Linked DNA regions of Homo sapiens: regions 1 and 3 are each linked to region 2. Evidence: read pairs that join two places in POLR2A ChIA-PET (ENCODE). Cell type or tissue: HepG2. All regions are shown on one strand.

Evidence for each region. Peaks named below come from ENCODE experiments on the same cell type or tissue, not always from the same donor. Only the 100,000 strongest peaks of a DNase experiment are listed, where the experiment ranks them.
Region 1: POLR2A ChIA-PET joins it to region 2 with 8 read pairs; 3 of 35 experiments call an interaction of 5 or more read pairs at or near these places.
Region 3: POLR2A ChIA-PET joins it to region 2 with 6 read pairs; 5 of 35 experiments call an interaction of 5 or more read pairs at or near these places.

What each region holds. Positions count from the first base shown.
Region 1 is chr17:80,955,621-80,963,620 of GRCh38, forward strand. It overlaps RPTOR (regulatory associated protein of MTOR complex 1), which reads left to right. Exons shown (of 34, transcript NM_020761.3): 29 at 2,004-2,110; 30 at 4,458-4,585; 31 at 5,774-5,860; 32 at 6,841-6,957; 33 at 7,308-7,437. Among named protein-coding and RNA genes, the nearest start is that of CHMP6, 32 kb to the right of the region's middle. RefSeq lists an enhancer at 3,767-4,284. In HepG2, CTCF peaks have their summits at 523 and 3,406; no DNase peak of the experiment used is centred here.
Region 2 is chr17:81,039,716-81,047,715 of GRCh38, forward strand. All of the region lies in intron 1 of BAIAP2 (BAR/IMD domain containing adaptor protein 2), which reads left to right. Among named protein-coding and RNA genes, the nearest start is that of BAIAP2, 8.6 kb to the left of the region's middle. RefSeq lists enhancers at 1-59, 3,500-4,045, 6,228-6,772. In HepG2, a CTCF peak has its summit at 1,285 (motif pointing right); DNase peaks (open chromatin) are centred at 1,251, 4,366, 5,146, 5,736 and 1 weaker place; H3K4me3 peaks cover 2,086 bases.
Region 3 is chr17:81,126,372-81,134,371 of GRCh38, forward strand. It overlaps AATK (apoptosis associated tyrosine kinase), which reads right to left. Exons shown (of 14, transcript NM_001080395.3): 2 at 7,997-8,000; 3 at 4,690-4,834; 4 at 2,099-2,178; 5 at 1,421-1,539; 6 at 1,212-1,299; 7 at 56-189. It overlaps MIR1250 (microRNA 1250), which reads right to left and starts at 6,937; the gene lies at 6,825-6,937. LOC124904079 (a long non-coding RNA gene) reads left to right here and starts at 2,787. Exons shown (of 4, transcript XR_007065937.1): 1 at 2,787-3,250. In HepG2, a CTCF peak has its summit at 3,120; DNase peaks (open chromatin) are centred at 4,200, 4,530, 5,749 and 7,130; H3K4me3 peaks cover 3,161 bases.

The DNA.
Region 1 (8,000 bases), 84 kb before region 2:
ATTTGCAGTATCTACGAGTTACAGAATATATATAAAAATATGTGCAACTGTCTGTCGTGAAAAAAAACGGCAAACACCACACATCGATAAGGATTTGGGGACATTGGCTTGTGTGTGTCCTGCCGAGAGTGTAGATGGTCACCCATTTGGGGAATGAAATGGCCTTCCCTGGGGAGATCAGAGTCATGCAGGATACATGACTGGCAGTTCCGTTCTAGGCGCTTCCTTCTCCACCCGCAAGGACACGTGAAGTTGTTGACTGTGACATGGTTCACAAAGCCAGGGGCAGCTCAAATGACGGGGTTAGTTGTACAGTGGAAGGTAACGCAAGATTAAATGAGTTAACCAGAGCTGTGTGTCTTGGGCCAGATAAATCCTCAAAGCCTAACATTAAAGAAGCAAGTTGCTAGAAAATAGGCCCCATTTTGACACTGAAGAGGTTTTTTGAAATGTGGAAGGCATGTTACGTTGTTGATGAGCGTGCGTAAGCAGGAAAACCTCAGCAGCCCCTGGGAGGCGCCCTCAGCCCAAGGGACAGCCCTCCCAGGCAGGCGCAGGGGCAGACGATGCTTTTACTGTGTCTAAAATTATGCTTCTCTATGAAAAAAAAAAAAAAGAGCAAACAATGGTAAAATGTTAGCAAAGTTAGAGCTGAGTGGTGGGTACAAGGATTACTATGGTGTTCCTTTCTGTATCTTAAAATGGTTATCATTACAGTTTTAGAACTGAATCTGGTTTTAAATACAGGCCGTCACGTGAGGTGGGGGTTGCTCTGCTCTGTCTAATCCCCACACAAAGGGCAGCCCTTGCCCCATTCTCTCCGTCCATCCCTTGCTGACGCCAGCCGTCGGGAGTCAGCCCCTTGCTGTCTGAAGGCTGCCGGCCCGTGGCCCATGCCGAGCTCCTGTTTGTCTCAGAAGAACCGGCTTCCTCAAGCTTTGATAGGGCCAAAAGGAGGACCCTCATCTTCAAGCCTTAACAGCCTTCCTAAAGTCACCCAGACCTGCCAGTTCTGCCCAGGCGTCCAGACGGCAGGCATCTTAGACGTCGCTGCAAGGGTCTGCTCCAGATGGTGAGCACCTTAGACAGACGTTGCTGGAAGGCACTGCTCTGAACGGTGGGCACCTAACAGACGTTCCGGGAAGGCACTGCTCCGGATGTTGGGCATCTTAGATGTTCCTGGAAGGCACTGCTCTGGACAGTGGACACCTTAGACAGATGTTCCTGGAAGGCTCTGCTCCGATGTTCCTGGAAGGCTCTGCTCCGAACAGTGGGCACCTTAGACAGACGTTCCTGGAAGGCTCTGCTCCGAACAGTGGACACCTTAGACAGATGTTCCTGGAAGGCTCTGCTCCCTCTAGCGATGCCTGGGGCATAGTCGAGTCAGGGGAAGACTCAGAGTTCCAGCTCAGAATTGTCGCCCCAGCCTGGACTTGGGAGTTCCAGCTCAGAATTGTCACCCCGGCCTGGACTTGGGAGTTCCAGCTTAGAACTGTCACCCCGGCCTGGACTTGGGAGTTCCAGCTTAGAATTGTCACCCCGGCCTGGACTTGGGAGTTCCAGCTTAGAACTGTCACCCCGGCCTGGACTTGGGAGTTCCAGCTTAGAATTGTCACCCCGGCCTGGACTTGGGAGTTCCAGCTTAGAACTGTCACCCCGGCCTGGACTTGGGAGTTCCAGCTTAGAATTGTCACCCCGGCCTGGACTTGGGAGTTCCAGCTTAGAACTGTCACCCCAGCCTGGACTTGGGAGTTCCAGCTCAGAATTGTCATCCCGGCCCGGACTTGGGAGTTCCAGCTCAGAATTGTCACCCCAGCCTGGACGTGGGGCACACCAGGGTCCCTAGCGGGAGCTCATATGAGGCATATGGACCCACCAGATGGGCTCGATGGTGGCAGGGGTACCTTGTAGCTGCTGGCCAAATTGCTGCCCAGAGCAGGCCCCAAAGCCTGCCCAAGGCAAGGGCCCATGGGGTGATGCCATGTCCCACTGTATCTCTCCAGGAGCTGGGATGGTGGTGGACTGGGAGCAGGAGACCGGCCTCCTCATGAGCTCAGGAGACGTGCGGATCGTCCGGATCTGGGACACAGACCGTGAGATGAAGGTGCAGGTAACCATGCAGGTGTCCCCCAAGCCCTGGGCCTGTGGGGCAGTGTGTGCAGGGCTGGTCCTCGTCACAGAACCCAGCAAAGTGTGCGGTGAGGCCTGGCCATCCCAGGGGTGGAGTCAGGGCCTGGGAGGACAGTGCCGGGACAATGCTGGGAGGAGACGTGGGCTCCCTGAGGCCTCTGGATGAAGGTGAACTGCAACACCCAGCCCTGCGCTGCAGTATGGCTCAGGCTGCGCCAGCTCTGAGTGTTTGCAAGTAGTGTCTTCTCTCTGCAAATTAAGGAATGTCAGAAATCAGTAGGGTGACCAATTGTAAATTAGAATGATTAATTATTTGGAGGCGTTTTTTTTTTTCTTTTGAGATGGGGTCTCACTCTGTCACCCTGCGTCACCCAGGCTGGAGTGCAGTCGTGCAATCACAGCTCACTGCAGCCTCAACCTCCTGGTCCAAGTGATCCTCCCACCTCACCCCCCCCCCCCACCACCAAGTAGCTGGGACTACAGGCATGCACCCACACGCCTGGCTAATTTTTTTAACTTTTTGTAGAAACAGGGGTCTCAGTATTTGCCCAAGCTGGTCTCGAATTCCTGGCTCCGGCAATCTTCCTGCCTTGGCCTCCCAAAGCACTGGGATTATAGGTGTGAGCCGCTACAGAAGACAGAAGATTTTTGTTTCTTTTTTTTTTTTTTTTTTTTTTTGAGACAGAGTCTTGCCTTGTCGCCCAGGCTGGAGTGCAGTGGCGCGATCTCGGCTCACTGCAAGCTCCGCCTCCTGGGTTCATGCCATTCTTCTGCCTCAGCCTCCCGAGTAGCTGGGACTACAAGCGCCCACCACCACGCCCAGCTAATTTTTTTTTTGTATTTTTAGTGGAGACGGCGTTTCACGTGTTAGCCAGAATGGTCTCTATCTCCTGACCTCGTGATCCGCCCACCTCAGCCTCCCAAAGTGCTGGGATTACAGGCGTGAGCCACTGCGCCCGGCCAGAAGCCTCTTTGCTTCTTAAAGCATCTGCTATTTTCAGTTTTGACAAAAAGCGGAGTACATTGGTTTTGCCCAAGACAGCCTGGAAAAGTGGTAGAGACCTAAGCAGGCCGCGCTCAGCAGAAATCTAACTGCATTGACTTCATTTGGAGCAGAGGCGAGACCACAGATACTGTGAGGGGCAGCGCCTGAGGTGGCTTTAGAGCCAGTATTCCCTTCCTCTGGGTCCCCAGGGAGAGGTGTGGCACAGAGGCCATACCCAGCCTCTCTCCCGGGCAGGCCATCTGGTGTCAGGAGGGATGGCTCAGCCCTGCTGCCGTAGAGGGCGGTGTGGAGCAGGCCCAGCAGAGGGGAGGCCTGGGCACCCTCAGCTGCTCGAAGCTGCTGTGGTTGCTCTGGGCAGCAGCAGCCCGAGAACCTGGCCCAGGCCTTCCCGTGTGGGCAGCCTCCCCTCTGACGTGACCGTGGATCCCTCGAGGCACCAGCAGCTTTCATGGCACCTTCTTTGGGGTGGGGGGGTCTTGCACCTGTCTGGAGCTGTGGCTCCACACGAGACGTAGCCCTCAGGGCACAGCGTGGACACCCTGATCCTCAGGGTCTGGTCACCAGTGGGGGCTTAGAGGCCCAGGTGGCCTGCGGGGCAGGTGCTGTTCCTGCAGAGGTGGGTGGAGGCACAGAGCGCAGCAGGTGCTCCCAGAGCCGGCTCTGCCCCTCGCAGGGGTCTGGCCCCATCATCCCCACGCCTGTGTTTCCTCCTGGAGTGCACAACCCAGCACCGCCCATCGTGCGTGGAAAGCGCTCTCCCTCTCGTGGCCCTTTTCCTCCTGCGTCCCTGGCAGGTGCCATCGCCCCCGCCCCCGCTTCTCCAGCACTTAGAGCCCCCGAGGGAGCCAGATGACCCCTCCTGGACTCGTCCCATAGCTCATTAGAAGTTCTGAGACGCAGCCAGTGAGGAGTCCTTGCCAAAATGTGCTTTGCTTTCCTTTTTAGGAAACAGAGAGAGGTTGGAAGTTTAATTGGCACTGACAGCCAGTCCTTCCCAGAGGCGTTTGCAGGCCTCCGCTCGGGGTGGGGCTGGCCTCTGCCTCACTGGCTGGGTCCCAGGCGCCTCAGGGCCTCAGGGCTGTCCCTCCAGGGCCAAGGGATAAGGGCGTGACTCATTGTCCTGCCAGCCCCTGCCTCTCCCTGGGACTCCTGGGCTCCCCAGGCCTTTGATGCTTCCCTGGATAGAGAGAAAGGCCCCTGCAGCCAGGGAGGGTGATCCCCACAGCCAGGCAGGCAGCAAGAGGGGTCCTGGCGCTGCAGGACAGCAGGGAGGGTGGCTCGGTGCCCCGGTCTTCACCGGGCTGCCTGTGTTTGGCTCTAGGACATCCCTACGGGCGCAGACAGCTGTGTGACGAGTCTGTCCTGTGATTCCCACCGCTCACTCATCGTGGCTGGCCTCGGTGACGGCTCCATCCGCGTCTACGACAGAAGGATGGCACTCAGCGAATGGTACCTTGACCCTGTCCTCTCCCTCCCCGAGTGCTGGCAGGGTACCTTCCAGGTGGTAGGGCCGTGTCACTGCCATTTGGTTGGGTCCAGGTTTCTCAGTGAGATGCAAAGCTTCCCCAGGAGCCTGCAGTGGCGTATTTAGGCCAGTCCTGGGCTCCCCAAAGCCGCCAGGCCCGTCCCACTGAGGCCCATCCCACAAAGGTCTGCCCCACAGAGGTCCACCCCACAGCCTATGGAGGAGCACAGGGGACAGGCCATGTGGGATGAGCCAGTGGACTGGAGGCAGAGGCTGTCGGGGTGAGGCAGGGCCGCAGCCAGGCACCTGCCACCTCTGAGCTCACCTGAACAGAATACTGCCACTGCCTGCCACCTCCTGGGTCATGCAGCAAGTGTCTGGGGAGGGATGTCTGAGGGCACACACGTGGGCACAGCAGCCCTGGGCACTGCCTCCACTGAGCACCCCTGTGGGCAGGTGCTGTCCGCGTCTGGCAGAGGACAGGGTACACGCATGGGCACAGCAGCCCTGGGCACTGCCTCCACTGAGCACCCCTGTGGGCAGGTGCTGTCCATGTCTGGCAGGGGACAGGGCACACGCGTGGGCACAGCAGCCCCGGGCACTGCCTCTGCTGAGCACCCCCGTGGGCAGGTGCTGTCCGGGCCTAGCAGGGGACAGTCCGTCTTGGCCCACACGGCTCATGCAGCAGAAGTAAATTTCACCCAGCACAGAGCGAGGATTCCCAGAAGGTCCTTGTGCCTCCAGCTTCATCAGCTTTAGGTCTGGGATTCTCATTCCTGACCCTCCAGTCTGCACAGATCGGGGAGACACAATGAGGAGTTTTGAGGGAAGCAAAGCAAAGGGTGGGCAGGGCCTGGGAGCGCTGCGATGGCCGCCTGGCCCCCGTCTCTGGGCAGCTTCCATGTGGCTCAGACAGTCCTCCAGCGGCCTGACGGTGACCTAGGGCCCAGCCCTGAGCCAGCCTGGGGAGGACACAGGGGGTCTCTGCTGGAGCAGGTCACCTGGAGGGGGCTCTGACCCTGCGTGAGCACTAGCCCCTCGTGGGGAGCGGACGGGCGAGGGCCTGCGGACCCGCTGGCACAGGCAGACCTGGGCAGCTCCCGGTGAGAGCCCCGAAGGGTGGGGACGTCCTTCAGGGAAGCCCCACGCTGAGCGTGCCCCCTCCCCTACAGCCGCGTCATGACGTACCGGGAGCACACAGCCTGGGTGGTGAAGGCCTCCCTGCAGAAGCGTCCCGACGGCCACATCGTGAGTGTGAGGTGAGGAGCGCCGATATTTAGCAGCCGTTCTGCTGTAAAAACATTATTTTCCCCTCCATTTAAAATACGTCCTTGGTATTTAAACAGCTGGAAGGGGATGGCATTTCGGGCAGTAATTAACTCCTGCCCTGGAACTGGCCAGAAAGATCAGGCGCAGCCCGTAGGGGCCCAGGGGCCACAGCTGCTCCCCTGCTGGGGGACACCTGACCTGCAGGCGCTTTGGGAACTTTCCTGGGCTGCCAACTGCGGAGGGTTCCGGGGGGAGTTGGGCAGCTGCTCTCCCTCCACGGGCAGGGGTGGCAGGGTGGCAGGGGCGGCGCGTCTGCCAGGCACGTGGCAGTTGTCTGCACATAAATTCAGTTCTGCCTCTTGGTAAATACAGCACCAAGAGCAGGGAATATTTATTTGCCTATTAAAGGAAGAGCAAGATGTAATTTATGAATGCAAAGCCAGCATTTCTTCAAAGAGATGCTCTTTTCCCCCTTGTTTGTGATATAAAAACCAAACATAACTCTTGGGATGGACGCCTGCTGGGGGTGGAAGGCAGGAGCCACGGGGCCTCAAAAGGGCCAGGCCATCCCTCTCTCGGGCCACAGCCTGCCATCCAGGCTCTGTCTCCCGGGACTGCAGGCCCCGGTTGCATGAAATCTAATCTCTAGCTGGAAATGAAACCAGGAGCTCACAGCCTCCTCCCGCATCTGTGCTCATGGTCATTTCTCTAGGCCAGAAAGCTCCGCGCCTTTTCTGGCTCTGAGAGAGCTTGTGGGGGACAGCCTTGGCCCTGAGACCAGTATGGGTGCATGTCTGGGCCCCACCTGGGCAGCCCTCACTGGGGACGCTGAGCATCCAGGCAGCTTTTTCCTTGAGCAGTGTGTGTGCAAACAGGTGTGCGACCCCACACACCTGGTTCCACCGTCCCCCTGGCCAGGCCCCTCATGGGGCCTCCGGGAGGAGGTGTCACTGTGACCCTCTCTTGGCAGCGTCAATGGAGATGTGCGCATCTTTGATCCCCGGATGCCTGAGTCGGTAAATGTGCTTCAGATCGTGAAGGGGCTGACGGCCCTGGACATCCACCCCCAGGCGGACCTGATCGCATGGTAGGCGCCACCCACCTCCCTGGCCTGCACCGCTCACCCGCCTCGGGCCTCTGTGCAAACGGGAGGCTCTTGTGTTCCTGCCCCCAGGAGCTGAAGGAGGGCAGGGGAGGATTTCACTGCTGTGGGGACATAAAAACAAAAGATGTCTGCCCACCACATCCTCCCAGGATAAACTCTCAGGGCCCTGCCAGGCCCGAGTCCTCAGTGAGAGTGACCAGAGGGTCACACCTGCCCCGAGCCAGCCTGTCCCCGTGGTCTAGCCGGCCTGTCCCCGCGGTCTCGGCATCTGCGCCCATCTTCCATCCTCAAAGAAGAGGGCAGTGATGCCGGGACCCTTTCTCTCCCCACAGTGGCTCCGTCAATCAGTTCACCGCCATCTACAACAGCAGCGGAGAGCTCATCAACAACATCAAGTACTACGACGGCTTCATGGGCCAGCGGGTCGGCGCCATCAGCTGCCTGGCCTTCCACCCGCACTGGGTCAGTGTGGCGGTGGGTGGGGGTCGGGGGTCGGGGGCTGGGGTAGAGGGATGGGAGGCAAGGGGACAAGGCAGCAGGGGTCCTGCCTGGCTACCCCACACCACAGTGGGGCCCATTGGCTGCCTGAGGGAGGGACTTGCCTGGGTCCCAGGATCTCTAGGGCCCCTGCCCCACCCTGCACTCGCCCCGGAAGCAGAGCCCCAGTCCCGTCACTCCGGGAGGAATTGACACACAGTGGCTGGGGCAAAGCTCCTGCCCTCAGACCCTGCACTAAAGCCATCCCTGGGGACCTCCAGGAGAGTCGCTCGGGGTGTCCATCCCTGTGCGGCCCTCACCCCGTCCCCTGTGCGGCCCTCACCCCGTCCCCTCTGCGGCCCTCACCCCGTCCCCTCTGCGGCCCTCACCCCGTCCCCTGTGCGGCCCTCACCCCGTCCCCTGTGCGGCCCTCACCCCGTCCCCTCTGCGGCCCTCACCCCGTCCCCTCTGCGGCCCTCACCCCGTCCCCTGTGCGGCCCTCACCCCGTCCCCTGTGCGGCCCTCACCCCGTCCCCTCTGCGGCCCTC
Region 2 (8,000 bases):
TTGTCTTCGACTGAAGCTTCCAAAGGTGGAGACCTGAGGGCCAAGACCTGTCTGCTGGCTACAGGCACCATGGGCTGAACTGTCCAGGATAGGTGGTCTTGCAGGGGAGGGCTGGTGTGTGACCTGGCCATTGAATAGGAGGGGCCTGTCCTCCTTCCGAGCTCCAGGAGGCAGACTGGCCGGGAGGCTGAAGCCCGGTTCACCCTTCTCCCCAGTTCACAGGTCTGGGCCCTGGTCAGGGGAGCAACCCCAGCGTCACTGCAGGAGTGGCAGGTGGTGAGCAGAGCTGGACATCACCACTTGTCTCCACCCAGCCTTGCATGGCCCTCTCTGCCAGCTGCCCTGGGCTAGTGTTGCCTGTGGGTGCCACCATGGGTGGGGACACTCGCCACCGTCTGTGGAGGCGGGGTGCCACTGACTGCTGGTTGAGGCTGGCTCCTGTCCTTCCTTACATTGAGCCAGAGTCTGCCCTGTGTTGCCTTCCCAGCCACCTTGTCTGGTGACTTTCTTTGAGGCCCCAGGATAGGGAAGCATCTTTGTGGCTGCACAGAGCCCGTGGTCCCCTGGAAGCTCTGCACTTGGGCGGCCGGCGCCGTCAGCCGCCCCCCACAGCCTGCGCTAAGATCCCTAGTAATTACAGGCAGGCGGGGATGGTGCTGGCACCGGCCTCCAACGCACTTCCACCTCCCCCGAGCGCTGATTCATTCCTGGCCCCTGGCTGTGCCTGTACAGCTGCACAATGACTTGAGGGGCCTCAACCCAGAGGCAGAAAGGGAGGCCGAGAAGGGACCCGTTTGGCTCTGTGACTGCAAGGGCTTGATCTGTCCTGCCCACGGATTCCTCCTTTGGGCATGGAACGGCGGCCAGCCTGTGAGGGGCCCATCGGTATTTGGGAATGAACACATCTTGTTTCTGGATTCTGGAGCATTCATGCTTGAATCACTGTCCCGCCTTTGCTGAGGGTTTGCTCCCCGGGCGGTGGCCTGGGCCCTCTGAGAGCTCCCTGGAGGTGGTGGCAGCTCACACCACATGCAGTTGGAATCCCTGTTTCCCAGGGCTGTGGGCAGTGCAGGCTGAGGAGGTGGCCCTGGTGTGGGGCTGGCCTAGGCAGGCTGAGGGCTATTTCTCCTACTGTGGCCCAGGGGCTCTTGGTGTTGGTCCTGCAACAAGGGGACCAGAAAGCCCAGGGAGCAAGAGTGGAGGAGGCTGTGGAGATGGTGGGGAGGTAGGGCCTGAGCCCATGCTGTGCTGAGGAGTCCCCTCTAGGGGGCAGGAGGCTGGGGATCTGCCTCTGGCGGGGGCCCGTTTCTGCCTGTCAGGCACAGTGGCGCCCCCAGCACCTCCCTCAAGTTAACCCCCATCTGCCCCTGGTCTTTTTGACTCACGCTATAGAGCCTTGTCTGCTGGCTCTTGGTTTGGTCACCCCTGAGCTTTGGAAAATGCTGCCTGGTCCTTGGGCTTCCTGCCAGGCCTGCCGGGAGGAGTCTTGCCTGGCCAGTCCCCTGGCCATATGACCTTGGCCAAATCTTGCTCCCTGGGCAGTGGGTACAGCGGGCAGGATGCTCCCAGGGTCCCTGGAGGCTCTGGGGCCTGTCCCAGGTCAGGTGGCACCAGCCTTGGTATCCTCAGTGCTCTAGTCCTCACTCTGATGGGCAGGGGTGGGATGCACGCGGCACCATGAGATCTGATGTCCTGGGCCATGAGGTGCTGGGGACCCCTTGTTGGGGGAAAGGCTGTCAGTTACAACAGGGTGCTTTTGCTCTTGCTTAGAGTTTTTATTTTATACTTACTGGAACAGTTGTCTTATAATTGGGTAGTGTTTTTTCGTTTTTTGTTTGTTTTTTGTTTTTTCTGTTTTGTTTTTGTTTTGTTTTTGGAGACGGAGTTTTGCTCTTGTTGCCCAGGCTGGAGTGCAGTGGCGTGATCTCGGCTCACTGCAACCTCCGCCTCCCGGGTTCAGGTGATTCTCCTGCCCCAGCCTCCCAAGTAGCTGGGATTACAGGCATGCGCCACCACGCCTGGCTAATTTTATATTTAGTAGAGGTGGGATTTTTCCATGTTCGTCAGGCTGGTCTCGAACTCCCAACCTCAGGTGATCCACCCACCTCGGGCTCCCAAAGTGCTGGGATTACAGGCATGAGCCACTGCGCCTGGCCCTGTTTGGGTAGATTTTTCAATAATCATATATTGAATTCATGTGAAGTAAATTGGTAGGGTTTTCTTAAAACTTATTTTTCATGAAGAGTTTGACTTCTGAGTCACATTTCAGCTCTGGGCTGTCAGTGTGCTTGTCCACTGGGCACCTGCCCCTGAGCCGTCAGGGGTGCCAATGCCAGAACACCTCCTGAGTATGTCTCTGAGATTTTCTTCCAAGCCCCTGCTCTTCCATTTTTGTTACTGGCACTTTTTTTTTTCTTTTCTTTTTTCTTTTTTTTTTTTTTTTGGAGACAGAGTCTTGCTTTGTTTCCCAGCCCGGAAGGCAATGGTGTGATCTCACCTCAACTGCAGCCTGAAACTCCTAGGCTTATACAGTCCTCCTGCCTCAGCCACCTGAGTAGCTAGGACCACAGGCGTGCCCCACCTGTGTGCCTGGCTAATTTTTTTTTTTATTTTAATTTTTGGTAGAGATGAGGTCTTGCTATGTTGCCCAGGCTGGTCTTGAACTCCTAGGCTCAAGCAGTCCTCCCACCTTGGCCTCCCAAAGTGCTGGGATTACATGTGTGAGCAAACGCACCCTGGTGCTTTCTTGATCAGCAGGTTTTCAGACAACGGCCAGGCCTCCTGTTCCTTCTTCGGATGGTCCTTATGTGTTTTGTACACTGAGCTGTCCAGGCGTGCCCCTGCCTGGTTGTGGCAGGGGACAGTCAGCAGGTGGGCCATGCCAGGTGACCGCCTGCTTGTCATGGCTGCCCCAGTGGGAGTCGCAGGACGTGAATGGTGGAATGCGCTGGGGTAGCACAGGTGCCTGTGCCGGAAAACAGCGACATCTTGACATTAGAATGGGGGTGGGGATGGTGGTGGGGGAGAGGGTGTCCCCTAGCCGCAGGAGCTGGAATCTGTCCAGTAGAGGGTTTGTCTCACCCAGAGCCAAGCTTGGTCTGGGTGGATGCTGCTAGTGGCGGGCAGAGTGGCCTTGCTGCTTCCAGGCGGGGCTTTTATTTTAATTTAATTTAATTTAATTTATTTAAGACAGAGTCTTGTTCTGTCACCCAGGCTGGAGTGCAGTGGTGTGACCTTGGCTTACTGCAGCCTCTGCCTCCTGGGCTCAAGCAATTCCAAGAAGCTGGGATTACAGGTGTGCGCCACCACACTGGCTAATTTTAGTATTTTTAGTAGAGATGGGGTTTCACCATGTTGCCCAGGCTGGTCTTTAACACCTGGGGTCAAATGATCCTCCCACCTCGGCCTCCCAGAGTGCTGGGATTACAGGCGTGAGCCACTGCATCCGGTCTAGGTGGGGCTTTTAAACCAGTGGGTGTGGTGGAGGCCGAGATGCCACCACCTGAAATGAAGTGGACCTGGGTCCCCCCATACCCGTTTTTCCAGCCCCCTCTTCCGTGGCCGACTATGTCTGCCAGAGGAGGCCTGTGTCCATCTCCATTTGCCCCACCACGGAAAGCCCGTCCTCACGCAGTCCAGGCATGGATGGAGCATCAGCCTCCACCTGTCCTGCTCCTGGGCTGAGACTCCAGGGCCTCGGTGGCCCCAGGCCGTGGAGCAGAGCTGTGGGCTGCGGTCCGACCGGTGGCAGGAGTCCCATCTAGGGATGTGGCTGTGAAGCTGGGGTGCTGGGGCCTGGGCGGTGTCACTGCTGTCTCATGCTCTGGCTCTGGGGACGGCTGGGCCCACAGCGTCCTGGCACCCGGGAGGCCCTGTCACTGCTCACACTGGAGCGTCCTGGCACCCGGGAGGCCCTGCCACTGTGCACACCGGACACTGCGCTGGACATTCTCTGTGCTCAGCCTCGTTACTGTTGCTTCGTGTGCGGGTCCTGGGTGTCCCTGCCTGACAGGGGATCCTCGGTTCAGGGAGAAGTGTGTCCCCGCCCGTAAGCTGGAGTGGCTGAGCTCATTGAAACTGCAGAGCCAACTCCAGGGCCCTCTGGCTCTCCAGCCGCGCGTCTGTCCTTCCGTTCGGGAGTTCGAGGAGTTCAGGAAGGCGTTCTCGCCGCGGGGTCTCTGTTTTCTCATTAATTCAGTGAGACGATAGCGTATTTCCTGGCACAGAGAGTACTGGGTAAGTGGTGGCCACGATCGCTAGCTTGTGGGACAGAAAGTTCTTCAGAGATCAGAGGTCAGTGGTCCAGAGCAGGAAAGCCCCGCCCCGAAGCTGCTTGCCACTGTCTGCTTTCCTGGGATCCTGTGTTCCTGAGTGTGGCCACAGCCCCCGGGCTGGCACCTCCCACCTGCCTGACCTGAGGTTGGCGGGAGGTGGGGCCGTACAGGCATTCCTAAGCTGCCTCCCTGCTTGCTCAGCCACGGTTGCTCCTCCAGCCGTGAGCCCAGCCCGAAAGACCGGCCAGTGCCTTCACAGGGAGGGGATGGATGGGGCAGCGGCCTCGGGGATTCTTGCAGGCCAGGCGGTGACCAGACTTGGGTCTGCGATTGGCGGTAATGAGTGACCTAGTGACCGGGCCTTTCCACGTTGGAGGGGGACCAACACGGCGCCACAGACTGGTGTGCCCACAGGACGGCCGTGGCACCTGGCTCGTCCCTATGTTATCTGTGCCCTCTTTCTTGTAAGGCGCTGGTCCTATGGGATTAGGGCCCGCCCTAGTGACCCCAGTTACTTTTATCGCCTTCCTAAAGACCCTGTTTCCAAACACAGTTGCACTGCGCGATGCCGGGGCTTAGAACTTCAACACGTGCATCTTGGGAGGGGACACAGTTCAGCCGTGACACCCAGCGGACCCCACCCGTGACGGAGTGCAGTAGCTGCTGGAGGGGCCGAGTCTCCCATGTTGCCTGGAGGTGACCACCTGTCTGTCTTCAGGCTGATTGTATTACGAGCCTATGATGGTTTTCCCTTCCAACCTCAGTCAGATCGCAGCCCGCAGTTTATGACAACAGGAAGGTTTCCACGGGGACAGCTGATTCTATTGGACGAGCAGTCAGCTGGCAAGGCGCCAGCTCAGTGCTGGCCACAGGCGAAAGGCAGCCGGAATGCACCGTCCCGTGTGGGCCGGACACCCCGTGAGGCTGAGCAGTTGCTAAGTTCTGTGACCCGGGCCAGGGTGGCTGGACATTGGAAGGTGTGTGTAAGGGGCTCTGTCCCCATTGAAGCTGGGATAGGCAGGATGTGCCTCTCGGACAGGAAGGAAGTGGCCAGACTGCTTGGTGCTGTGTTTGGACTTTGCTGGGCTGCGGCTCCTCCTGCGTGGGCCGGGTCATGGTGTCCTGCGTGCAAGGCCCCACGTGTGGCTTTTGCCCTTGTGGACCTCTGCTCCTTGGGACCTCGTTCAGGAGGGCTCAGACTTGGGGCCCCTGAGAGTTGAGGACGCCAGGGGAAAGCTCGCAGAGGGCGTGCAGGTGTCCAAGGCCCATGGAAAGGGAGATGCTGCTGCAACCCTGAAAGGGAAGCAGGGCCCCAGGCTGGGGCTGGGGGCCCAGGGGAATGGCCGTGTGGCCCTTCCCACAGGCGGAGGGCAGAAGCGCCTGGCTCAGGAGCTGACCTTAGTGTTGGCATTTGTCCCTGTTGTTTTTAGCTGCAGCATTCATGGTCCCTGTCCTGGGACCTCCCAGGAGCCTGGCGGGTAGGGCAGGCAGCATGAGGGAAGGAGTCCCTGCACCTCGGGCCCCTCCTGGCGGGAGGCCACCTGCTCCTGGTCATATCTGGGCACCGTGCCAAAGACACAAGGAATCACTTTATTATGATGTGGATGGCTTTTCTGTGGGTGCTCCTGGAGGCTGAGAACTGGAGCTACCACCTTAGGGGACATCCCAGCCCCTCACGCTGATCCCACCATGACCCATGGCCAGGCTGCCCAGGGCCCTGCAGGAGTCCCTGGTATGCGTGGGACCTGGGTGTCTCCCTTCGGTCTTCCAGGAGGGGCTGGGGTGTGCCCTCCATCTGTCTGATCTGAGTGGCTCTGGGGGAGTCTGGGTCAGCCAGGCCACGCCGAAGCTGCCCTTGGAGAAGCCTAGTGGCCCCTCCTGACCCCCCGGGGAAGGGTGGGGGACCAGCCCCCTCTGTTGTGGAACAGGCTGGCCTCTTCCTGCCTCCAGAGAGGTGCCTGCTTCCTGACACCCAGAGCCCTCTGCGGGGTCTCATGGCCTGGGGGGGCTCATGGTGGGGGCCCCTGGCACGGCAGAGGGGTTTGGCCACCCAGTTTTCTTCTCCCCTCGGCTGTGGGGACCCTATTAATACTCACAGGGAGGCAGAGCTGCCGGCTCCTGCACGCCCAGCTGCAGGGGGTAAGGAGGAGGATGGTGTCTCTGCCTGGTTTGTCACCGTCCCCCTTGGGATCCCGTTCTGCAGGCTCCAGCCCACCTTCAGGCCCCCGTCCTAACCCTGCGCGCCGTTTCCTCCCAGAAACTTCCATGCATCCCCTCGTTTCCTAAATCCGTGTACATGTGTTTGTAGTTTGTCTCCGACTCAAACCAAGTAAGATGCAGTTCAAGATCTGCCTCCTCCAGGCAGCCCTCCCAGCTGTGCTCCTGGAGTTGGTTTTCTTCCTTCAGGAAGGATCCTCCAGGACAGATGTCCAAGTGTTTAGAGGGGACAGGACTGTCCACACCACTCCAGCCAGGCTTCCTTCACACCCCCACAGCCCCCACTCCTCTTGCCCTGTGAGCCAGCTCCCAGGCTCTGGAGCTCATCGGTGCTCCTGTGTGTGGGGTCAGCAGTGGCCCGCCCTGGAGGACGCTGCCACCTTCCCGATGCTCTCTGCCCACAGAAGTCCCCCAACCCCCCTGGCAGCCAAGGGAACTGAGCCTGTGGCCCCCGGACAGCAAGCTCTGAGGTGTCCTCCCGCGAGGACACTGTCCACTGCTGCAGGGCCCCTCCTGTACCTCCCTAGTCCATGCTGTACATGTGGCCGGGGGTTTCCAGGCTTGGCTCTGTCCCGTGCGCCCTTCCCTGGAGCCTGGCATCCTAGGCAGAGTCCCGTCAAGTCTACGTGGACCAGAGTCGTGGGTGCTGTGAGGTCCGTGTCTGTGTGTGGGGTCCTCATGCTGTGGCTGTGGTGGCACAGCGGGCTGGGGGAAGCCCCTCTGGCACTGCCGGCCCCGCAGCTGCCACCGGCTTCTGCCTGTCGCGACAGAGGTGGAAGTGAGGGCGGTGGTCCAGTGGGCAACAGCGGCCTGGCCCCTCAGGAGCTGTGCTGGTCCGTGGGCGAGGGAGTGGGTGGGCAGGGCCCCTCCCCTCAACAGTCAGCCACCCTGGGCATTGGCCCTCCTGGGAGAGGCCAGGTGGATCGAGTCACCCTTTTTCCTGATATTACTGGAATGTGGCCTTTGGGAGCATGTCAGGTGCAACACCAGGACCAATTGGGAGAGAGGGACCGGGCTGGCTGTGTGGTCAGCAGGGTTGAAGCCAGGACTCTGGGCTCCACCAAGAGCTGACAGGCTGGCCCCTGCCTTCCTGAGCCTCACTTTCATCTTGTCCAGTGTAAGATGGGACAGTGACTCTCATGGAGGGGCTGGGTGAGGATTAGGGTGATGAGGGTCTAAGGCAGCCGGAGAGGGTCCTAGCATCGACTCTTTCTCTGTTTGTTCTTCTGAGTAGATAGAAAACACGGCTCAGCCTGGCCACACACAGACACATGTAGCACACACACAGGTCCACGTGTGTCCAGCACACGCATGAGTGCACATGCACAGGTAAACACGTTCATGCCCACAGCACACACATGGGTCCAGCTCATGCCCACAGCACACACGGGTCCACGTGTGTCCAGCACACGTGTGAGTGTACACGCACAGGTAAACACGCAGCTCATGCTCATAGCACACACACAGGTCCATCTCATGCCCACAGCACACGCACGGGTCCACATGCGT
Region 3 (8,000 bases), 87 kb after region 2:
CAGGGGAGGGGCCTGGCCTAGGGCTTCCCGGCCGCTGGCCCGCGCCCGCCCTCACCTGTGCACGAAATTGTTGCGATGAAGGTGCAGGACGCCACAGGCCACCTCACAGGCCATGCGCTGCAGGGTCCGGGGGTCGGGAGCCATGGACTCCGCCACCCGGCAGCTCCGCAGGTAGCCCTTGAGGTCCCCCTGCAGAAAGGGGGTGTGGCGCAGTCACCAGCAGGCTGGGGGCTGGCCACCCTGGGAGGTCCCCACCTACCTCCCCAACTCCTCCACCCCTACCCACAGCTGAGGGACAGCAGCTGCCCAGAGCAGCCTCGTGCCCTGCACAGTGGCCAGCACCCAGCAGTTCCTGGAGGGGGGCCGTGTCCCCCAGGGCTGGGCTGGACTGAAGGCTTCCTCTCCACTGCCCCTCAGCCAGCCCCGGGCAGCAGGAGTCCCTTGGCCTGTGGTAGAGAGAGAAACACAGGGCCCAAGTGGATCTGCTTGATGGAGTCTGGGGCTGGTGGTCGAGGGTTGGCCGGCAGCCCCTGACCTGCCGAAAGCCCAGCCCCGGGACGGTCAACGTCAGGAGTCCAGACGCCAGTGTGTGAGGGCCCCTGTCCCGAGGGAAGCCAGCAGGGGATCCAGCCCAGCCACAGACAGCCTCGGCTCAGTGCAGGAGCTGCATATGTGGAAGGGGGTGGGGGGCAGGTCTCGGGGGAGGGGGAGACGGGTCCCCGGGGCAGGGGGGCGTTGATGGGCAGGTCTCAGGGGGAGGGGGGGACAGGTCCCCGGGGCGGGGGGCGTTGATGGGCAGGCCCAGAACTCCAGGCAGCCTGGGGAAGTGGCCAGGCCCAGCCCCCCATGGCAAAAGCAAGCCTGAGTGAGGCCGTGGAGCCCAAGTGGGCCAGTGCCCCCCCCCAGTTGGCCCAGGATGCCTCCTCCTGAACCACAGGGCACACAAGCAGGTGACCAAGCAGCTGGCAGCTCCCCAGGGGTGCAGGGAGCCCCAGCCCAGGCCTGTTCTGTGCCCAGCCCCCACAGTCCCTCCCTGGTGAGGCTAGGTCTCCCCATCGCCTCCTCTGGAAGGTGGTGGGGGCAGGGTCCCTGGGTCTTGGCTTTAGGGAGGATGTGAGGCCCCCAAGGAGGGGGTGGCACCAGACACTGGCAGGGCAAGGGAGGGCCCCGGCTCAGCAAAGACCCCAGCATCCCCCCGGGCAGCAGCTCACCAGTGGGCAGAACTCCATCACCAGCAGGTAGGGCGTCACCTCGGCGCACTGGGCCAGGCACTGGAGCAGGTTGCTGTGCTTCAGGGCCCTGCGGGAGTGGACAGGCGGCCCCTGACTTGGGAGGAGGTGGGGAGGGGGAGTCGGGCCGAGCAGGGGAGGGAGAGGAGGGGGCCGCACAGCACAGGCCTTTGTGCCCGGTGGCCTCCCACCTGTAGGGCTGCACCTCCTCCAGGAACTGCATCTGCTCCTGCACGCTGGCACTAGCCTGCAGCTCCTTCACCACCACCTGGGCACTGCTGATGCCAGAGTTCACCTCCCCCAGGAACACCTGTGGGACAGACAGCATCACCCACGGCTGCTCCGCCTCCACCGGCCCCGGCTTCCAGGCCTTACTCTTCTCCCACCCGCCCCACGCCGGCCCCCAGGACAGGACACTTCTCCTCCTGTGCCCCGTCCACTCATTGCAGCGTGAGGTATGGCTTCCGGATCCCTCCCGGCAACCCTCTGGCTGTAATATTCTGAGTCTTTCGTGTTACTCTCCCCACAAGGTCCCCCGCTGCCCTCTCTCTCTCTCTCTCTGGGGGTTTGAAGTGAGGAAGAGGGACCCAGGTGTCTCGTTTAGGCCAAGGTCAGGGGAAGGCCATGAGCAAGAGGCTGCTCCTCTCCCTCCCAGGGCCCCTCCCCAGGTACCTCTGACCCCAGGACCCCCTAGGGAGAAGGGGATGCAGCCAGATGCTGAGGACCTCCCTGGGGAAGGGTCCAGCAGGGCCCAGAGACTGAAGAAGGGACCGTCGGGGCTGGGGTGGCTCCTAGGAGGAGCAGGTCTGCAGCCCTGTGTCCCTTCTGCCTCCCAGGCGGGAGTCCTCCCTCCCAGGCGGGACACGTACCTTCCCGAACCAGCCACGGCCGATTTCCTTCAGGTACAGGAGGCTGTGCCGGCCCACGTCTGTGGACTTGAGGAGCTGCACTGTAACCAAGCAGGGGGTTCAGGGACCCAGTGTGGCCTCCGCACCCCCCAGCTTCCTCACCCGGCCCCTGGAGGGGCTGCCCGCTTGGCCTTTTCTGGGAAACTGTCCTGAGTCCCTAGCACCAGCTGGCAACCTTGGGGCCACCATCAGGAGCCAGGGTCTCTTGAGAGCAGGGGCCGCTGCTTCCCAGAAAAGCCACGGAGCTGCAGGATCCATCCGGGCATCTTTCTGGGTAGGTCTGGAGAAGGTGCCTGAAGCCACTGGGATAGCCCGGCCAGGGACAGCAGGGCCCGGAGCTCGACCCGTCACATGGGCTGCACCAGGCAGGCAGTGTGGCTGAGCAAGAGGCTGGGGCCACGGCACAGAGAGGGCACTGGAGCGGCCCACCCCCACCCTGCCGCAGGCTGGCATCCCACGCCGGGCGCACCAAAGGCTCCTTTGTTGGGGGCTGCTTGGCACGGCCCCGCACGGAGCACACTGGCCCATTCTCCCCGAGGGCCAGGCCGGGTGAGGTCAGCGGGAGGAAGGGTCAGTGAGGCCCGGGACGAAGGGGCCAGCGCTGGCAGAGCCCACTCATGCCTGCCCACGCCCCGAGGGATTCCCCGAATTCTGCTCCCACGTCAACTGCCCAGAGGGCTGACAGGCCTGGGTCTGAGCCTGGCTGCCAGGAGAGCCCAGGGGGAGGGGGCTCCTTCCAGGGCCTGGAGACCCAGAGAATGTAGAGGCGGGGCAGGGCAGAATTGAGCGTGTGGGCCCACCGGGTGCTGTGTCCTGAGCCCAGCCTGTCTGGGCGGCCCTCTCTCACCCTGGGGCGCCCAGGCCCACACTGTCCCTGAGCAAGTGTGGGGGTCCTGACCATGGGTGCTGAGACAGTTCAGAGGCCCTGGGCACTGCCGGAGGCAGCAGGCAGCCGTCCTTCTCTGCGGTCCCCAGCGGGTGGGGCCATTGCCCAGGTTTCTCCCCGCTGACCTCTGGGGCTACTTTTCTGACCTCACCCCAATCTCTCTCCTCCCTAGAAGCACATTCCTCCCCCAGAAAACTGAAACCAGAGCTGCAAAAGTAGAGAGACAGGTAACCAGTGCCTTCTTTCGGGCTCCTGTTCGCCAACCCCAGTCCCCACAGCAATCCTCCAGAGGTGGCTCTGAGAATCTTCGGGGGCCAGGCACACACCTGCCCCTGGACCCAAGGGCAGTACCCCCTCGGATGGTCCCTGGCAGCTCCCAGCAGGGTCAGCACAGGGCTCAGGGACCCCCACAGCCATCCGGGAAGGTCCGAGGGCCTCACGCTCTGAGTGGGTGGCTGCAGTCCTCCGCGCCCGCCCACAGATGTACTCGAGCTCAAGTGCCAGCCCTGATTCCTGCCGAACTGGGAACCTGTCCTCCAGGAGATGGGGCAGAGTAGGACAGGCGTTGAGGCCTTGGCTCCAAAGCTGGGGGCTGGGGGCCCTCTCTAGGTCCCAGACCAGTGCCTTGGGCCTCTCAGCCCACGATGAAGGCTAGGCTCTCAGGGCCCAGCCAGGCACAGTTCATAGCCAGCTCTCAGGGTCCAGCCAGGCACGGCTCAGAGCAGGTGAGGTGGCCTGCATGGCACCGCAGTAACAGGCCCTGGTGCCAACAGAGCCCCAACAGGGCTGGCAGGGGCCCCTCCCACTGGCCTGATACCCCTCCTGCCTCTGTGTTCCCAGAGGAGCTGGGGGTGGGCAGTGATGGGGGAAGCCTCAGGCTGGAAGCTTCCTGGGAGGGGGCTTGAGATCTGATAGCTCTGGAGGGACCCGCACCCACCACCTAGGCTCCAAGACAGAACTGGGAGGTCCTGAAGCCTGGCCATTCACCCCCAAACTCCCCAGCACGTCCGCCCCATGTGAGTGGTCGGCCTAGGACCCTAGGATGGGGGCAGATGAGGCTGTGGCTGAGGCCCTGCCTGCACCTGCACTCCTGGGTCAGCCCCACCCCTCGGCCCCTCCTCGCAGCCTGAGTGAAAGGCTAATTCACCACCCGCCCACACGGGCCCCACCAGCGCCCCTCCTCCTGCCATGCACAATGGAACCCGTGTCCCTGAAGGGCTGGCGCTCAAGGGGGCAGGAATCTGGGGTCAAGCATCCCTGGACTGCAGAAGAGCCCCTGCCCCCAGCACATGGCCATGTCCAGGACCAGAGAGCCCGCACCCCTGCCCCAGTGCCCACCCCTGCCCCGTGCCCACCCCTGTCCCTGTGCATAGCAGCCCCTTGGGCAGGGGAGGCTGGAGGCCGAGGGCTGTCCTGGACCCTGCCAACCCCTGGCCGGCCCCCAGGCCCAGGAGAAAGAGGTACATGCACCTTTGGCCCCACAGTGCGGCCTGTGACGCAGCCACAGGGAGTCCAGGGCTGCACACTGCGTCTACCCCACAGGCCACTCCCAGCCCTGTGCTGCCCCCACTCCAGAGCTGAGTCTTCCGGTCTCCCCAGATCACACCCAACGCCCAGCACCTGGGCCCCGGAGGGAGGCCACCCCATCTCCCCACCCAGCCCTCACCTGAGCGCCCAGGCTGCTTGGCCATGGGCAAGGAGACCTCCGTGAGTGGCAGGACGTACACGTCGGGCCCGTTCTGTGCTGCCGTGGCCGGGGAGCCCTGCGCCAGGTCGGCTGCGTACTCGTCCCCCTCCGCATTCTCAAACTCCTGCGGGCCGGGCCGGGCATGAGCGGGGCTTCTCGCAGGTCAAGGAAGGGTGTGGCTGGGCCTGGAAAGGCCCCTTTCTTCCAGGGCCGAGCTCCCAGGGCAGGGCAGGAGGGGGTGCTCGGCCCAGAGTTGGAGCCACCGCCCCTGCAGGCCAATGGCCCAGCACCCCTGCTAACTGCCCTTCCATCTGTCTCCTCTTGCTGACCCCCACGCCCCCGACCAGAGGCTCAGTTGTTCCATGAGGGGCCAGAGGCAGATCCCAGAGCCAAGAGGACCCATCTCAGACTCCAGAAAGGGCGCGATGAGCTGTAGGCACCAGCGCCTCAGCCTGGCCTCAGTTCCCCCATCCCTCCCTGGCGGGCAGCCCAGGCTGAGCCCCACCTTGGGGCCTGAGGGTCTAGAGGCAGGGAACCAAGGGACAGAGGTGAGGGCACTCAGGCCAGCTGGCCCTGCCCATCCAGAATCAGCCCCCAGCACCTCTCAGCCACCCACATCCCGAGCAGCCCCTCACCCCGGGCTGTGCCTGGGGTCCCACCCTCCCATGGCGCAGCTTCGGGGACAGGAATTCCATCACCCCCTGCCCCACAGTCCTGTGGGAGAAGCAATTAAGTGCCCCCACCCCTGCCGGGACAAGGAGCATTCCTGGATGTCTGGGAGCCCAGAGCCAACCGGCCACCTTTACCCTGGGCAGCCCACCTGCCACCGCCATCTGCCCCAGCAGCCTTGGACCTTCACCTGGTGGCCACACCACCTCCGGAGCTCCCAGAACTCCTTAAGAGCCTGGCCCCGTGCAGCCTAGGGCTGGGCCACTCCCTGCCAGGCTGCTATTTTGAAATGTAGAGGCTGCACCTGTATAGGGGATACCCCACCCCCAAGTCCAGGGCACATTCCTGCGCTGAGAGCCAAAGTCTCCAAAGTCCTGGGCCCAGCTGAAAGCAATTGCTCCAGGCACACAATGACAGCCCCAATCCCTGAGCACTTGGTACAGCCTTTCTGTCCTTCCTCACAACCCCCAGTGCCCTGGTGGGGAAGCTGAGGCTCAGAGGAGTCAAGGGACTTCCAGCTGGATGCTGGCCAGCACCCGGGCTGGTGAGTCCGAGGACAGGCAGGTGCAGTGGGAGGGGAGGCCTGGGCTCCTCAAGTACGACGTGTGACCCTGGGGACGCCTCCCTTCCCTGGGCTGCAAAGAGAGGGGCAGGTGGCTCTGTCGGTATTCCCGCAGGCCAGGCCCAGCCTGCCCTTTCGGAGCACACAGCCACTCAGGGATGGGGGACGCAGGTGCTGCGTGGGCAACTTCCCCTCCCCGGGACCCAGAAGACCACCCCAGAAGCCCCCTCTTGGGCCCTCCAATCCCAGCCCCGGCCTGGCCCCACCCATCTGGGCTTTGTAGAGGGGCCCAGGACACAGATGCTGTCTCTCCCTGGGGTCGGGCCCGGGCTCCAGGCATTACCTGCTGCCCGGGGGCCAGCCGGGTCCTGCCGATACAGCGTGCAATCAGGTAGCACAGGGTCAGCATTGGGGGCCTGCCCAGCCCCTTCCCTCAGCACAGCTCCCCACCAGGGAGCCCAGCGCAGGTCCCCAAATCCCAGGAGGGAGCCCAGTGTGGAGGCAGGACTTCCCAGGGGCACACTGGTGCTGGAATGTTCCGGGCACCATGTTCCCAAGGAGGTGAGGAGGGCGCAGGAGGAGGAGCTATGGCCAGCCCTTGTTTGGGGCCTTGTTCTTACAGTGCCCCAAGGAGGGGCCACTTATACAATAGCCCCACTCGTCCCACCCAGGCCCCACCTCCACTCCTGCTCCCGCCAAGACCTTGAGGCTCTGGCCTCGGGATCCCCAGGAAGGCGCCTGCGCGGCCTGGCCTGGCCCCTGGTGCCAGCGGGTCAGGGGTACATCCCAGAGCAGGGTGGGGGCTCTGGGCAGGAGTGCAGACCCCACAGCCTGGGGCCACAGCTTTGCCCCCCAGGCACGCAGCTCCTCACTGGTTGATGGGGCCTGTGGCCACTTCAGAGGGCTCTGGAAGGTTGAATGGGCTGGAAAATGTGGCCTTTAGAAAAGGCAAAAAGGCCACATCCAGCACCGTCACCTGCCAGGCCAGCGGGACAGGTGGGCAGAGCCAGCTCCTTGGCCCATTCTGCGTCATGACATACCAGGGGCAGGGAGGACTCTGGGACTGTCTCCCAAATGGGGGTGGCGCCAGCTGAGTCATGGGTCACTTAGTAGGAAGGCACCCTGAGATACAGACAGGGTGCTGTGCGCGCTGCAGAATGCCTCCTCCCACCCTCCTCCCTCCCTGACTTCTCCTGGCGTAGGAATCTGACCTCTGGCCCAGGGGTGGGGCTGACCCCCGTGGGCGTGTGAACCACCAGAGGTCCAGGCCAGGGTGTCATTTGCTCATCAGCAGGAATGGGACCCATGGAGACTCTGGGAGGGGGAGGCGATGCTGGCCGGGGTTCCTTCTGCCTGGCCCTCCCTGCTGCTCAGAGTTACAGCTGGAGGTGGGCTGGGGGTTTGCAGGGGGAGGAGCAGTGCTTGGCACCTGTCCTTGGCCAGGGGCCTTGGCCTCCAGAGGGGCAGCCTAGTGAGGCCAGGCCTCACCCTTGGCGGGGCTCCCTAACCAGCAGGCTGGGCTCTAGCATCACACATCGTCCCCTCCAGAAGGCAGAAGATACCCCGCGCAAGGTGACTCCAACTGGCAAGAAGGTCCCTGTGCCGGGAAGCTTGTCTGGGCAGCCCGGACTCCCCTTTGCAGATTGAATTCGGAGGGACGTGAGAGCCCCTTGCAGAGGCAGCTCCTCCACCAGGAGTCGGGCCTCTAGGGAGGCAAGCCCCCTCCCACACCAGCTCCAGAGCCCCCGACGCCCCCTGCAAGGCTGTCCTCAGCCTCCGTGAGTGCTCGGGCCCAACCCCAGGCTGGAGTGGGAGCGTCAGACCACGCCCCCCACAGAGGGCCTCAAAGTCGAGGAAGCTGGGGCAGGTCCCTGAGGAGGAGCTATGGAGTCCCTGGGCCAGGGTCCACGTGGTCCCCAGGTGGCCCCACAGCAACTACGGCCACCCAGCAGCCACCTTGATGGCCCCAGGAAGGAGGGAAGCTCAGGGTCAAGTGGACGCTACAGGCCTTGCCTGCGGGATCCCACGACAGCTCCCGCGGCCCCCAGGCCTCACCTTG